Linked DNA regions of Homo sapiens: regions 2 and 3 are each linked to region 1. Evidence: chromatin loops called from intact Hi-C (ENCODE). Cell type or tissue: IMR-90. All regions are shown on one strand. Links, peaks and the distances in the headings refer to the core of each region. The heading gives the core; the rest is flanking DNA.

Region 1 (5,745 bases), core at 463-5,462:
CACTTCTGCTTTGGGTATCATATCTAAGCACATTAATCCAAAGTCATGAAGATTTCTACTTTATTTTCTTCTAAGAGTCATGTAGTTTTGGATAGCATTTTTTAGGCCCTTTTACTTTAAATACAAGTTGTATGTTTACTTCATTATTCGTCTCAAAAAGAGTAAGCCAGTGTCCCTTATTTTAAAAAATCCATATTCAAGCTGTGCAAATTAGAGTGATCAAAATTTTTTGTCTATAAATAGTGGTATCATTTGCGTAATGTTGTTTGTTCCACAGAAAGCTTTCCCTCTGTCTCCCACTGTGTTCTTTCTCATTTCCTAATAACTAAAATTTGGGTACTTATCTGCTCATGTAATTTCTTTTACAACATTTTAAAACAAATAATGTTTAATAATTTTTGTTTACAAATTAAGTAGTTAAAATAAATTTATTTTCTGCTTCTTTGGTGTTTCCTAATTAAATTAATATTATATATAATATCACAAGAAATGTTTAAAAATATTTACTCAGAAAACAGCATCTACTTAGAAGCTATGAATTAACATGTTATTCATAATATGTTCATGTCTATTTTAAGTGTTCATTCCAAAGAATTTCTAAGCAACATTTCTTTATTCCTATTGAATTGTCATATAATCTAGAAATGGTGCAATACTTTTCGAAAATACCACTTTAACATTTTTCTTACAAAAGTTTTACATATATCCATTTTAGAAAAATGTTAAAACACAGATACGCAAAGTGAAAAAGTAATCTGTTGAGGTCCTGCCACCTAGATATAATCTCCATCAGTGGGAAAGTGAGTTGAACTTCTGTTTGCATTTTCACTTGAGAAGACTCTTGAAATTCAAAGCCCCAGGAATGAAGGACAGTGTCTTCTTACTGAGAGTGTGGCTTGTTGGTTTCTTTATTATTATTATTATTATTATTATTATTATTATTATTATTTATTTTAAGTTCTCACATTGGTTTCTTACTGAGAGATTTTAGACAAGTAATTTTTATTTCTTAAAACGGAAGTCATTGCTATTACTGTTTTTTCCTTGCAGATTCCACTCCTTTTTACTCTTTATGGGCCATCCACCTTATGCAATTCGGGAAGTGAACATAAACAAATTCTGCAGGATTATTAGTGAATTTGCACTAGAGTATCGCACAACCAGGGAAAGGGTTTTGCAGCAGAAACAGAAACGGGCCAACCACAGAGAGAGAAATAAGACCAGAGGGAAGATGATCACCGATGTAAGTTTCACACAATCCCTCTCCTTATGTCATTCGTTTTCAAAGTAAGATCAGTCAGGAATCCTCCCCACAGTTAAAAGCTGTGCTTTTTTTTTTTTTTTTTTTTTTTTTTTTGACTATAAAAAATTATCTCTTTTAAAAAGTGCTCTTAAAGTACTCCTCCACCATTTCTGTGAAAATCTGCTAAATAACAAGGAGCTAGGAGATGTAAAGTTCAGAACGTGTGGCTAGAAGAGGAACATGGAACCCATTTTGGTGTGTTGCATGTTGCTGATGACATTAAATGTTTGATTCTATTTTTGTCCTCTGTGATGTGGGTAAAGTTGGATGAAGACAAGTAAAATATAAAAGATAATGCCGCTTATCATAGAAAGACAAATGTACTGATTGGGGCATTGATTCAGAATTTTAATCATCATAACGGTGCTGTGTAACCAATCAGTTGACACATGGACCACCCATTGTGGGCATCTGAATAAACTGATGTGATTGCTCCAAGATACAATCTAATGGGCTCTTGCCAGTCCCTTGAATCACAGGACATCAGGGTGGAAAGAGTTCCCAGAGGACAGTGAATCCAGTAGGAGTTTCCCCATAGCACCCTGGGGAGCCCCTGCACACTTACATGTCTCCCCTGCTCCCGGGCTCTTTCCCCATCTCTCCTGTCTCAGCCCCAAGCCTACCTAGGTCTTGGGGGGCAGTGGATATTCAGATGACAGATGCTCAGTAAAGTGGAGGGTAAAGGGATGCATGACGATGCCAGAGACCAACGGAGGTACATAGTGCAGGTTCCTTTTTCTTAATGTGCCTTTACGAAACATAAAAACCAGGCTAGCATCTCACTTACCTCATCCATTACTGTAAGGTCAGTTCCAGGCAAAAGGCTGAAATTTTCTGGGAATCCTCCTTTAGTCACTATTTATTCTTTCTTGAACAGACTCAACGATAATAAAGTCATCTTTTTTGATATTGACAGGTCATATTTGGAACTTGTTGAAGGACTCTAGAGTGTGATTTTTTTTCATGGTTTGGATTGTTGCCCATGGATTTCTCCCATCTGTGCGTGCATTTGAGTAGCACATGGACTTCTGGCAATAGAGGGAATGGAATGAGGAAAGGATTAAGCCACAGGGCGTGCCATCATCTGGGCAGTTACACATTTCAACTGAACCCTAGTTAGGCAGATTTTTGCTGGGGGAGGAAGAAAACCAATTAGGAAGACCTCACTGAAGCCGCCCTATGTGCACAGACATGTGTGTATGTAGTCAGCCAAGCAGAGGGCACTTGGTTACTGCTCTCTAGAAGTCCACATTCCTGAGGGTCTGACTTACATGGAAGGCCAGACACATTAACTTAGCAATTTTGTTATAATTTTAAGAACCACGGGATAATCATTTCTCTTACCATCCACCTTTGTGTAAGCTCCTTGTTTTCTTGGAATTTTCTGGACCTTTAGGAAGTGCTCAGGTCACTTTTGTGCAGAAGGAGCCCTTTCTACAGCTCTACCCTGCACCCAAGCAGTTCTGAATTCCAGTGCCATCAGCCAAGAGTCTTCTGTATCCTTTCCTGAAATCTCAGTTCAGTAGGATCCACAGCCTCTTGGAAGACAGCAACCCAGGAAGCATGTTGGATCCACTTGGGCAAACTGTGGCCCACATTTTATTCATAGTATTATTTTTGAAAGTTTAAAAAAAGAGATTGCTTATTTTGTGGCTATGAGACACATACAAGCCGAATATGCTTATAGTTATGTGGACACATCAAAATTTCTTGCTAAATTCTTGAGATTTTTTACAGATCCCACTAATTTTTAAATTCTTTCTCTTAAAACATTTGGCTTTCCCAATCATAAACAGAGGTGAATGTTTCTAGAGTTTGATTCAAAAATATTTAAATTCCCATTAAAATCTGGACAGGATAGGCTTCGTCAGGATTCATTCTCAGCCTAGTCCATGTTTTTAATGGCCAAAGTGGCATCATTCATGTAGAAGGATTGCCCTCTGCTGGAACATTAGGATATTGTCCCTTAAGGAAAACTACAGCCTTGGGTTTTTCCAACTCAATTATTAAGGGCTCATTGTGCATCCAGCAGTGCCTGGGACACCAAGGAAGATGTGAGTATAAAGAAAAGCTTATATCCCAAGGACATCATAACCTGGTTAAAAATGGCATATACACAACTTAAACCACTGAAAACAAAGCCAGACAGTAGACTTAGAATCACGGACCCCCTGAACGTTGGAGCTAGAAGAGATTTTAGAGAAAACTGTTTGTAGTAAGTCACCTTGAATGTACATGCTGAATAAAATGAGGATGCAAGTGGTAACATTTAGAGATGAGAGGTCTGAGGGTAAAATCTGCAGCCCCCACGCACCAGCTCCTGAGTGCCTATCCCTCTTCTTCTCCCCGTTTCTGGGTATTCAGAAGGCTTCCTTTTCATCATCCAGGGGTCCTCCCAGGCCAGGATCACTGAGCAACTAATTCCTCATCCTGTGTACAAAGTTGGTCCTAGAGCAAATGGTGACATAGACAAGGCAACACGAGGCACCTACAGCCTTTCTGCCGCATTCACACTCGTGAGGTGGGCTGTGAGAACCCAGGCTGGTCAATCCCAGGCCTCCCACGTTGGAGGGCAGTGGTAATCCTGGGTGAGACCCTTAACCCTTCTCAATGCCAGCTTCCTCTTCTATAGAAAGGGAATGATGATTACTTTTAGGGATGTTGAGCGGGCCAATATTTTATATATGTAGCACCTTGAACATGTGTGAATTTCTGGAAAAATGCCAGCCATCCCAGGTTATATAAATAAACTGTAAGAATTTTTTAAAAGAGAGTAATGGAACAGGACTGTTGTCTCTTGTCACAATGCCATTTGGATGAGGCAGCGTGGAATGTTACGGACTGGAAGTGGTTTGTCATTTTAACTTCCAAAAGCATAGTTCATTCTCAAAACACTTCAATCTGATTTGCTGGCCTGGCCCTGTAACCTCACAGACACTCCTAAATTGAAAGTGTGTTTAATTTATGATCAAGAGATTGACATGACTTTTCACTCTCAATTTATGTTAGAAGAGAGATATTTTATTTAAAGTAACTTAAAGCAGTTTAGTGCTAAAGTAATTAAAAGTATGGAGAGTCAGTTCAGGTGGCTCCCATGAGAAACAGGTGAGATGTTAAAAATAAATTAATTTCATGCTCCTGAGGAGAGAGTAATGTGAACACGCTGCTGGAGCAGTTGTCTCACTTGTCCTGGCTGGCCTGCATATGGAAGGACCAGCGGTAGCCCAGAACCAGCAGCCTGGGCAGGGAGGGATCCTGCGCTCGGGATGGGATGGGAGGGCCGGCAGCTGACAGGCAGAGCCAAGCAAATGGAAGCCAGTCCACTTAGAGGGGCCTTGATGACTGTCAGGCCGTGATGGGTTCATAAGGATGTGGCCAGCCAAGCCATATGGTTCACAGAGCAGGACACTCTCAGCACGATGCACAGCTGCGAGTGACGTTGGTGGTGGTCAGGGAATCGAGTTAGCTGACTGTTACCTCAGGGACAGCCCCAGAAGATTGGCCCGGAGCCGTGTGAGTCCCTCTGGTCATGGGTGATCTTGGAGTTCACACAAGGAGTGTCCAGATGAGGACAAGAGGGTGGGGCCTGGCAGCTCCCAACTCAAGAGGATGTATCCTGGTTGTGGTGACCAGTTTATTTACTTGGAATTTTATGTGACATTGCGATGATCTTTTTGCTGACTTCTGTGCCTTCTAAGAATCCCTTCTGTCTTTTCCGTCCTGTCCTGTCCTGTCCTCTCGGGTAGACTGATGAGGAGGAGGAAGTTGAGGTATGACCATTTATGAACATGAAGAATGCCACATTTTACCACCTCATGTATGCTCTGGTCTAACCTAACATAATCAGCATGAAGTGTCAGCACCATTCAGTGCTTTAAACAATGCATGGACATTTTTCTGGTTGGTTTTCGTGTGATCACTAACCACCTGACAGGGGCTCTCATCATGCCACGTTTGCCAGGGACTGAAGGGTTAAATGCATTTTCCGAGCTGTCCCTGAGGCCCAGCTAATCAGTAACCATGTCACAAGTGGCAGGTTTAGCAGGTCTCTCCCTGCTGCTGGAAAAGTGGACAGAGAATTTTCCTTTGGCAACTTAAATATGAGAACTAGATTCTGGAATAACCACATGAAGAGTCCTGAAATCAAAGAGGAAGTGGGGCAGTGGCCAAGGGCCAGGCTAGAGTCTCTGTCCCCAGCCAGTAGGCAGCCTCTGATGTGTGACCATTTCCTCTGCTGGTGTTAATGGCTCCCATGGGCCAACGTCCATGCAGTGGCAGATGGCAGGGGCTCTTCCCTAGACCCTGGATGCAGGTGCGAGAACCAGAGACCAAGGGGGCTAATTGGCCCTGGAAAATAAGGAGAGAGCCGTGTAGATGCTACAAGCCACAGATTGTCCCCAACCCTGTTGCCATGCCTGAGACACTGGGTGACAAAGGAAGCC
Region 2 (5,745 bases), core at 305-5,304, 180 kb before region 1:
ACAAAAGAATCAGGTCACCCAGAAAACTAGAGCTTCAAAATTCATAAAGCAAAAACAGAACTGAAATAAGAAATAGAAAAAATTCTGTTGTAGTTGGAGACTTCAATACTTCTTTTTTGGTAATCAATAGAATTGACAGACTGAAAATCAGCAAGGCTATGAAGGAACTGAATGGCACCATCAACCAAATAGTTCTAATTGACATCTTTAGAAAACACTACCCAACTACAGAGAATACATATTACTTTCAAATATGCATAAAACATTCACCAATATAAATCATATCATGGGTCACAAAATAAACCATAACCAATTTAAAATAATTGAAATACTGTAATTTCTGACTGGAATAAAATTAAACTGTAAATCAGTAACGGAAGGAGAACATGAATATGTCCAAACTCTTAGAAATTAACACACTTCTAAATAATCCATGTGTTGAGGAATTCTCAATGGAAGTTAGCAAACGTTTTGTACTAAATGAAAATACAACACATCAGATTTGTGGGATGTGGTTGAAGCAATGCATGAGGGAAATTTCTAGCATTACCTGCATATATTAGAAAAGAGGGAAATAATAATGTAAGCACCTACCTTAAGAAACTAGAGTAAGAAAAGTAAAATAAAACCAAATAAGTAGAAGGAAGAAAATAATAAAAGTAGAAATTGATGAAGTTGAAAGCGGAGAAAAAAATAGAGAAAATCAATGAAACAAAAAGCTGATTCTGTGAAAAGAAAAATAAAATTGACCAACAAGAATGACAAATGAAAAAAGAGAAGATATGCATTGCTAACATTAAGAATGAAAGGGGATTAAACTTCACTTCAATGAATTATGACAGAATACTATGAACAACTCTCAGCACATAAAATTGATACATTAGATGAAATGGATCAATTCCTTAAATGGATCATTTCCTTAAAAACCACAAACTACCAAAACCCACCCAAGATGAAATGATAACCTGACTAGCCCCATTACTGTAACTATTAAAGAAATTTAATTTGCAGTTAACCTTCTTAACAAAATATCTCCAGCCCCAAACAGTTGCCTGGTGAATTCCACCAAACATTTAAAGATAAAATAAAACCAATTTTACAAAATCTCTTCCAGAAAACAGAAGAGGAGGAAACACTTCCCAATTCATTTTATGAGGTCAGTATTACCATGGTATGAAAACCAGACATAAAATACACTGAACAATATTTATTATGAACAAAGATGCAAAAAATCCTCAACAAATATTAGTAAATCAAATCCAGCAATATATGAAAAGAGTAATATGCCATGGTCAAAAAGGATGCAAGACTCATTGAGTATTTGAAATTCAGTTAGTATAACCTACTGCATTAACAATCTGAAGAAGAAAAAACACAATCATATCAGTTGATGTAGAAGAAGCATTTGACAAAATTCATTCATTCATGATTTACAAAAAGCTCTTAGCAGACTAGAAATTGGAGAAACTTTCTCATCTTGATAAAAGACAATTTACAAAAACATATGTCTAACATCATAATTAATAGTAAAGGATTATTAATGCTTTCTCCCTAATATTAGGAACAAGGCAAGGGTGTTCACTCTCACCACGCCCATTGAATATTATACTGAAAGTCTTCACTAGTGCAATAGGGATGGGAAGAGGGATATAGATTGGGAAGGAAGAAATAAAATTGTTCTTTTTCACAAACAGCATTATTGTCTATGTACAAAATTCCAGGAAATCTACAAAAACAAAACAAAAAATCAAACACTCCTAGAATTAATGTTTAACAAAGTTATAGGATATAAGGCCAATATACAAATTCAATTTTGTTTCTATATACTAACAATAAACAATTAGGAATGGAAAGGTTTTTAAAACACCGTTTGTAATAGCTCCAAAGAATGTGAACTACTTATAATTTTGGCAAAAAATACCATCCCAAACAAACATATATTGCATCTATAGTTGAAAACTATAGAACACTGATAAAAGCAATCTGCGAAGATGTATAATAAATAGACATAACAGGTTTATAGGTTAGAAGATTCAGCAGAGTAAAGATGTCAGTTCTCCTAGAATTTATAGATTAACATTATTTCCAGAAAGATTTTGTTGTTGTTGTTGATTTAGACAAGCTGCTTCCAGAATTTGTATTAAAAGGCAAAAGAACAAGAATGGCTGAACCAATTTTGAAAAAGAAGAACGAATAGGAAGAATCATACTACCTGATTTTAACATTTACTCTAAAGCTATGGTGATCCAGATTGTGTGGCATTGGCAAAGGGTTGGACAGACCAATGGGACAGAAACAGACCCGTACAAACACAACCAGTTGATTTTTGGCAAATTTGCCAAAGCAATGAAATAGAAAAAGGACAGTCTCTTTAACAAATGGCATTAGTTGGACCTATGAAAAAAAAATGAACCTCAATCTATGCTTCTTTGTACAACAGTTATCTCAAATTGGATCATAGAGCTACATATAAAGAGGAGAAACTACATATTTTTAGAAGAACACATAAGAGAAAATCTTTGTGACTTCTAGTTAGGCAAGGAGTTTTCCCACCACTTCTCATGACCCACAGCTGGGTAAGGTTAGCCTGGAGAGCTTGCTCCCTGTTTTCTGTTTTTGAGAGTTGTTCAGCGTGTGCTTCTGTTCATTGGAGGCACTGTTCTAACTCATTCCTCACCACACCCCTGCAAAATAGATAGTATGGTATAGCCGTGTCATTTTTGAGATGAAGAAACTGAAGCACAGAAAGATGAATAAATATACCTTGAGTGTAATAAGTTCCATGAGTGGCAGAACAGGAAATGCTCTCTTCCTAGACCTGTGGTGCCATCTACCTCTGTGTTCTGATAGACAGTCTCAGCCTCCACATTCTTCTTGAAAACACAAATCATGAATTTTCATGGCTCCTGTGACCCAGACGTGTGTTTTCAGGGCATCTGTTTTGTTCTTCTGTGTGGGTTTTATTCTCAGGCCCACGTTTGAGGTTGGTGGGTTTTTGCTGCTTGTAGTGCAATATTAACCCACATGAATCTATTTAGCGCCATCTCGTGTCTGGAGCGGTTTACAGGCCGGATTGCTTTAGTAGTAGTGGGTAGGTACAAAAAAGATGTAGTGGGAAAGATTTGATTACCAAAATATGAAAAATTAGCGTGATCGGACACTTGAATTCCATTAGACATGAACTTTGTAGTGATGCACCTCTTCCAGTATGATCCAGTTAATAGAATGTTGCGGGGAACAGATCAAGTCAGCTTTTAAACCTTAGTTTGCCTTCTCCCATTGTAATAGTGTCCTGGCTTCTTGGGCACTTGGCCAGTACCAGAGGCCCTGAGCTCTTGGGGGGAGGCCTTCAGTCCCAGCTTCTCAGCCTTGTGGAGAGTCTTCCCCGTGGATATACCTTCCAGAAGGCTAAAGAGTCTACCTTCTCTCTCCCTGTGTGGTTAGCTGATTTAAAGGAAGGTGCCAAAATGTACCTCAGGATTGGCCTTTTCAGCAGCGGGACTCAGAATGGGAAAAGGACAGTGGAGCAAACTCCTCTTCCATGGAGACTTGCCAGTTTGTTTGGGAAGGGAAGGAGGGAAGAAATGGGAAAAAATAGGGCAGAATGTGCCGAATTCTTGGAGCTCTTCCATGAGGTAGGGGCTGCATCTTTCTGCAGGAGGGTGGGGGTGGTGGTGGTAAGAAAGGATGCACTAGTAAAAAAATTCTAAAAACAAAAGCATGTAACACCTCACATTATTCAGTCTTATTTTTGTTCTTTTTTTTTTTTTTAACATATTTTACTTTTCCATTACAGAAGTAATCGATGCTCATGTTAGAAAGCTGGGAAAATAGGAAAAATACATCCAAAGAATATATACTCAATCACAATGGTTAATATTTTATGGATTTCCTTTTCTTCTTTGTATGCATGAAGATTGGAGTGTTATAACTGGGCACGGTGGCTTATGCCTGTAATCCAGGCACTTTGGGATTCCAAGGCTGGTGGATCACTTGAGCCCAGGAGTTTGAAACCAGCCTGGATAGCAGAAGGAGACCCTATCTCTACAGAAAAAAAAAAAAAATAGCTTGGTGTGGTGGCATGTGTCTGTGGTCCCAGCTACTCAGGAGGCTGAGATGGGAGGATCATTTGAGCCTGGGTGGATAAGGCTGCAGTGAGCCATGATGGCACCACTGCTCCAACGTGGGTGACAGCGTGAGACCGTGTCTCAACTAAAAGAAGATTTGAGTGTTTAATAATGTGATGTTGCTTTTTACTTATTTTATTTAATTATGTGATGTTGCTTTTTACTTATACTTGCTTTTTACTTATTTTATGAGAAACATTTTACAAGTTAGGACATAGCTTTGGTAAATGACTGTGTACGCTGAGTTCTAGGACCATGACAGGTATTTGTGTTTTAGTTATTATTTTGGTATATTAAATAATGCTTCAGTGAACACCTTTGCTTCCTTTTTTATTTTGTTTAAACTTAGAGCTATTTCCTTAGAATAGGTTTCCCAAATCATGATGACTGGGAAAGGGCTTGAAGAGGACTTCGAGGCTCTTAGTATAAACACATACGTGCTCACCCACCCTGGCTGGAAGTGGGCTCTGCTACTTAGGCAGTGATGGAGATTTTGGTCACATCCCTTCACTTCTCAGAGCCTCAGTTTTTTCTTCTTCCAAATGGAGGTAAAAATACCCACTGCATATGGCTTTTCTATTAATAATACCTATAAAGTCCCTCTGGAGAACTTGGCACACAGTGAGCGCTAAATACATGGTAACTTTACAAAATAATTATAGTTCTAGATAGCCTTATTACAGGTTTCTACCAGTTTGCCCTACCACCAGCAATGCATGAAGTTATTTAACCTCTCTAGTGTTTGATACATAATCATTTCTTTTTAAAATACCTTTGCCAATTTGAGTGAAAACACTACCTTATTATTATTTTAATTTGCATTTGTTTTATTATAGTGAGAGTGAAAAATTTTGCATGCTATTATAAACAAGTTTGTTGTCTCTCATATAAAATGCCTTTTTTCTATTGGCATTTAATATTGTCTTACTAGTTTGTATTAACTATTTAAAGAAATTATTCTTTAACATATTTGTTGTCATAGATCCACTTATCTAGTATAATTTTATATCAAACTTTCATATGCTGCATTCAAATGCTGCATACAGATTTCTCATTAGGATGAGAAATGTGATTATAATTGTAATCTCTTTGTAATAAATTCTGTGAATTTTTTTATTGTATCTATAATTTTACTTGCAAATTATGACAATATGTATTTCCAACAATTTTGTATCTTATCATTTTTCATATCTTATTAAATTTGCCTGAAATTCTATAGCAGTGTTAAATAATCCATGGGTTTAATGAGCATCATTTAAAAATTATTTCTGATTAGTAGGAATATCTCTAGTGTTTTACCATTAAATAGACTATGAATCTGTTATTTCTCAAAATATACTGCTTATTGTGTCAAGGATATGTCCAAATAATTTTTAAATTTTTTGAGTTATTACATATTTAGGAGCATATTTTTTCTCAGAATAATGTGGTTTTCTTTTTCTTTTTTCTCTTTTTTTTTTTCTTTGTTCAGACAGAGTTTTGCTCTATCACCCAGACTGGAGTGCAGTGGTGCGATCTTGGCTCACTGCCACCTCCGCCTCCTGGGTTCAAGCAATTTTCCTGCCTCAGCTTCCTGAGTATCTGGGATTACAGGTGTGCACCACCACACCCATCTAAT
Region 3 (5,745 bases), core at 305-5,304, 740 kb before region 1:
AATGCCCCCAACAAGTTGAAAGTAGGGTCTCACATACACACACACACACACACACACACACATATATACACATATATACACACACACACACACACACACACACACACATTCACATACTTTTTTTTTTTTTTTTTGAGACAGAGTCCCACTCTGTCGCCCAGGCTAGAGTGCAGTGGCGTGATCTCCGCTCACTGCAACCTCAGCCTCCCGGGTTCAAGTGATTCTCCTGCCTCAGCCTCTCAAATAGCTGGGACTACAGGTGCCAGCCACCACGTCCGGCTAATTTTTGTATTTTTAGTAGAAGCAGGGTTTCACCATGTTGGCCAGGCTGGTCTCAAACTCCCGACATAAAATAATCCACCCACAAAGTACTGGGATTACAGGCGTGAGCCACCATGCCCGGCCTCAAAGATATTATTTGTACACCAACAGTCCATAGCAGCATTATTCACAATAGCCAAGAGGTGGAAGCAACCCAAGTATACAGCCATGGACAAATGAAAACATGCAGTGTATACATTCAATGGATTACTATTCGGCCTTAAAAAGGAAGGAAATTCTGACATGTACTACAAATTGGATGAACCTAGAGGGCATTATGCTAAAGAAATAAGCCAGTCACAAAAAGAGAATACTGTATGCTTTCCCTTATATAAGGTATCCGGAATAGCCAAATTCAGAGACTGAAAGAAAAATTGGTGGCTGGGTGAAGGCGGAAATGAGAAATTGTTGAATGGGTAGGTACAGAGTTTCAGTTCTGCAATATGAAGAGTTCTAGAAATAAGGTGCAAAATCATGTGAATATAGTTAACACTAGTGACCTATATACATTTAAAAATGCTTAATATGGCAAATTTTATGTGTATTTTACCTGAAGTTTTTTAAAACAGTAAAATAAAACTATACCATCCCTGTGCACCCAGAATTTGGTCTACTAGTTACTTTCAATCACTACATACATTTAAGTAATCTGATAAAAGGCAAAGAGAAAAAAACTATGTAAAATAAATGCTTCTGATACTTATTACCAAACTGTCCTCCACAGAGTGGACCAAATGAATTTACATCAACAATATGTTAAGAGTTCCCATTTCCACAACCCCATGTCATTACAAAGAATATCTTTTCTTTTTTCTTTTTTTTGAGGCAGAGTTTCACTCTCGTTGCCCAGGCTGGAGTGCAATGGCACAATCTTGGCTCACCGCAACCTCCACCTACTGGGTTCAAGCGATTCTCCTGTCTTAGCCTCCCGAGCAGCTAGGATTACAGTTGCCTGCCACTACACCCAGCTAATTTTTGTATTTTTAGTAGAAACAGGGTTTCTCCATGTTGGTCAGGCTGGTCTTGAACTCCTGACCTCAGATGATCCGCCCGCCTCGGCTTCCCATAGTGCTGGGATTACAGGCATGAGCCACCGCGCCCGGCCTGTTTTGTTAAAACTGTAACTAACTCAAGCATGAAAACCATATCTCCTTTTGCTTTTTTTAAATTATTTTACTTCTAGGAATTTATGAGAAGACTATCACAGATAAGCCAAAACTTAGTTGAAGGGTGATTCAGAGCAATGTTTTCAGTATCAAACTGGAAGTAACATAAATGCCAAAAGGTGATTTAAAGCACTGTTCTTCAATAGCAAGGAACTGGAAGAAATATAAACGCTAAACAGTTAGCTGGCTAAACAAATACTACTTCCATAGAACAATGTAATTTAGCTATTAAATGAGATTTATAATCACATGAAAATTTTTATAGTAAATGTGCAAAAAGACACTATATAAAATGACATGTACAGTCTGATTCTATCCTTCTAAATCTTGCCAAAAGGTATTCAATGGGTGATAAAAATTTTGGATGGTATCTGCATGTGCTTATCAATGGTTTTTCAACTATGATAAGCATGTACTACTTTTGCAATAAAAAAAAAAACTGCCAGGTGCAGTGGCTCACACCTGTAATCCCAACACTCTGGGAGGCGAGGGCAGGTGGATCACCTACCTGAGCCCAGCAGTTCGAGACCAGCCTGGGCAACACGGTGAAACACTGTCTCTACAAAAAGCACAAAAATTAGTCGGGAGTCGTGGCACTCGCCTGTAGTCCCAGCTACTCGGGAGGCTGATCACCTGAGCCCTGGGAGGTCGAGGGTGCAGTCAGTCATGATTGTGCCACTGAGCTCCAACCTGGGTAACAGAGTGAGACCTTGTCTCAAAACACACACACACACACTTCACTGCTACCACCCACTGTAGTTCAGGCTTTTACTGCTGAGCACATTTTTCTAATTAAGTTGCATCTGGTCTCCCTACTGCTAATCTCTCTCCAATCTAATCCACTCAACAACTATAACCATTTTCAGACACTGCCAACACCACCACTCCTTTCTTCCCTTTGGCCTGTTATCAACCTCTACTGGGCCTGACATTCAAGTGCCCTCCACAATGTGGCTCCAAACTACTTTTCAATCTCATCTCACTTCTAAGAACTGATACAGTAACAACAAAATGTAATCTTTGTTAGCAGTTTATTAAGGACTTCGTCTCAAGAAAGCGTAACTGCCTATATGCATCATTGTTTTAACCATCAGAGTTCTATGAATGCCTCTCTTGACAGTAATTAGCATTAGTATTGATATTACATTTCCATTCCATGAATGAGTGAACAGGCACAAAGGGCAATAGAGTGTAAATTCCTCTCTGTTACATACTTTAACGTAAAAGAATGAACACTGGCTTAAGGACTCTGGTTTCATCTGTAGCTCCCGCTCTTCCACTAGATGGCACTATTACTCTTTACAAATTCAGTACTTATACAATGCTAAGGATTACTACTGTTCATTTCTTATTCACGTTATTCTCACATATTGTTAGTGTTATTCTCCTACAGAAGGGGAAAAAATGCAAGCTGGTAAAATAATTTTACAATTTCAAGACGATAATTTACTCCTTTGTTCAAAATGCTCAACTGCAGCTCTACAAACTGCATGCCTTGAACACACAGCCCACTTAAGACTTTTTAAGTACTGGACTCTGCTAAAATGATTTAACCAATTATGTTGGATATAATTTTATTCAAAATCCTCAAGTGTCTTTCAATCATTTTTATTTATTAAAGTATCATTCTTTTCTGATTTAGCTACAAGTAAGTTACCAATTTTAAATATATACCTCTTCCAAGTTACACTTTTTTTTTTTTTTTTTAAAGAAGGAGTCTCGCTCTGTCGCCCAGGCTGGAGTGCAGTGGCGCAATCTCGGCTCACTGCAAGCTCTGCCTCCTGGGTTCACGCCATTCTCCTGCCTCACACTCCCGAGTGGCTGGGACTACAGGCGCCCGCCACCACGCCCAACTAATTTTTTCTATTTTTAGTAGAGACGGGGTTTCACCGTGATAGCCAGGATGGTCTCGATGTCCTGACCTCGTGATCCACCCGCCTCGGCCTCCCAAAGTGCTAGGATTACAGGCGTGAGCCACCGCTCCCAGCCCCAAGTTACATTTCTAATGGCATTCATTTACTTAACACAAACACCTGAGTGCCTACCAGGAGACAGAAACTACTCTAAGCATTGAGGGCATGGTAATAAATATGAAAAACAAAACAAGGTTCATCTCATGAAACTCACATCCTAGTGGCAGGTGCACATGAAAACTAAGTATATAAAGTATTAATAGAAAGAATATGGAAGAAAAACAAAAACCAAAATGACAATGTAATACAGTTGGGAAGAGGGGGCCAGAGGAATGAGTAGATGGGACCAAAAGAAAAGGATGTAGGACTCTCTGAAGACTTGACATAGGAATATAAACCTGAGTGGAAAAGGAACCAGCTAAGGAAAGAGCAGGAGGCAAGAGCATTCCAGTCCCTCTCTGTTAACAATCAGCAAAGCAAAAAGCTCTGATTTTAGAACATGCTTGATATACCTGAAAAACAAAATGCAAGCCAAGATGATACAAGATGAGGTTAAATGGTGTCTGAGTTCAAAATAAGATCCAAAAGTGTAATGGGGACCATTGATTTTTTTTTTTTTTTTTTTTTTGGAGACAGAGTCTCGCTCTGTCGCCCAGGCTGGAGTGCAGTGGCGTGATCTTGGCTCACTGCAAGCTCCACCTCCCGGGTTCACGCCATTCTCCTGCCTCAGTCTCCCGAGCAGCCGGGACTACAGGAGCCCACCACCACGCCTGGCTAATTTTTTATATTTTTAGTAGAGATGGGGTTTCACCGTGTTAGCTGGGATGGTCTCGATCTCCTGACCTCGTCATCCACCCGCCTCAGCCTCCCAAAGTGCTGGGATTACAGGCATGAGCCACCGCGCCTGGCCCATTGATGAGTTTCTAAAGAGGAGTGTGATGGGATCTGATTTCTTAAAAGATCCATATGGTTGCAATGATGTAGGGAGATATGAGAGGGAGCAGAAGATCATCTTATAAGCCAGGTAGTACATGACAACCACTTAGACAGGGGTGGTTTGGCAGCAGTTATGAAACATGTATGTTACAGTTCTACTTAATTAAGACATAAAAAGTCTTCCATTTATATGATAGAGCAAACTCATGTTTATCTGCTCCCTCCCAATAAGTCACTAAAATAATAAAGCAATTTACACAGGCAGAAATCCACAAGCACAGAGGAAAGTGGACCACAGCATACCAATGTCAAGAACCTGTTGGACGGCCGGGTGTGGTGGCTCACGCCTGTAATCTCAGCACTCTGGGGGACCGAGGTGAGCGGGTCACCTGAGGTCAGGAGTTTGAGACAAGCCTGGCCAACATGGCAAAACCCTGTCTCTACTAAAAACACAAAAATTAGACAGCCGTGATGGCGCGCACCTGTAATCCCAGCTACTCAGGAGGCTGAGGCAGGAGAACTGCTTGAACCCAGGAGGCAGAGGTTGCAGCGAGCTGAGATCACGCCACTGCAGTCCAGCCTGGGTGAGAGAGTGAGACTCCATCTGAAAGAATGGAAGGGGAAGGAAAGGAATGGAAAGGACGAACCTGTTGGAAGATGAGGACAGCTGCAACAGGAAATAATGACCGAAAGTAATGTAATTCATCCTGAGGAATTCTGGATATGTTCCGGACTTTGCAGTACCAGTCTCCTTAATATGTAATGATAAGTCTTAAGGTTGACAAGAAGGATCAACTAAAACTCTACACGAATCTGGTAAAACCCTTATCCCATATAACTAAAAGATGGAAGATAAGAAGCTCAGCAAAAGAGTGTGCGCATCTAGGGACCCAAATCACAGTGCTAAGAGGTAAAAGCACTGTTCAAAAAACAGATGTCCTATGTTATCTAACCAGCAAATCTGGTGTGTTTTCCTCTGGAGAAAATGAATGGCCTTGGACAGAAGGCTTATAGATAATATTCAGAAATCATCAAAGAAGGCAATAAGACTGGTTAACAGGATCAAGTCTTTAACATGAATCAGCAATTTCATCTTTAGAAATTTATCAGAATTATTAACGGATCAATATGTGAGTGAAAAGTTAACTGAAGAGATGTTCTCTGAAATTCTGTTAAGAATAGAAAAGCAATAAAAATAAATAGTCTGAGCAACACAGCAAAACCTCATCTCTGCAAAAAAATAAAAAATTGGCCAGGCATTGTGAGGTACACTTGTAGTCCTAGCTACTTGGGAGGCTGAGGCAGGAGGTGTGTGAGGTTACAGTGAGCTATGATCTTGCCACTGTACTCCAGTGTGGATGACAAAGTGAGATCCTGTCTATTTAAAAAAAAAAAAGTAACAGAGAACA

The links. A loop is a pair of places that touch in the nucleus more often than their neighbours do. Peaks named below come from ENCODE experiments on the same cell type or tissue, not always from the same donor. Only the 100,000 strongest peaks of a DNase experiment are listed, where the experiment ranks them.
Region 2: a loop joins it to region 1, with 4 times the contacts of the local background. A loop is called at or near these places in 11 of 110 quality-filtered maps.
Region 3: a loop joins it to region 1, with 6 times the contacts of the local background. A loop is called at or near these places in 7 of 110 quality-filtered maps.

The regions. Positions count from the first base shown.
Region 1 is chr18:36,754,069-36,759,813 of GRCh38, forward strand. It overlaps FHOD3 (formin homology 2 domain containing 3), which reads left to right. Exons shown (of 29, transcript NM_001281740.3): 25 at 1,051-1,243; 26 at 5,050-5,073. Among named protein-coding and RNA genes, the nearest start is that of TPGS2, 72 kb to the right of the region's middle. In IMR-90, for the core only: a CTCF peak has its summit at 3,240 (motif pointing left); a DNase peak (open chromatin) is centred at 3,223; H3K27ac peaks cover 893 bases.
Region 2 is chr18:36,569,394-36,575,138 of GRCh38, forward strand. The region is part of intron 5 of FHOD3 (formin homology 2 domain containing 3); the gene reads left to right. Among named protein-coding and RNA genes, the nearest start is that of TPGS2, 260 kb to the right of the region's middle. In IMR-90, for the core only: a CTCF peak has its summit at 3,040 (motif pointing left); no DNase peak of the experiment used is centred there.
Region 3 is chr18:36,015,097-36,020,841 of GRCh38, forward strand. All of the region lies in intron 6 of RPRD1A (regulation of nuclear pre-mRNA domain containing 1A), which reads right to left. Among named protein-coding and RNA genes, the nearest start is that of RMP24, 45 kb to the left of the region's middle. In IMR-90, for the core only: a CTCF peak has its summit at 2,768 (motif pointing right); a DNase peak (open chromatin) is centred at 2,775.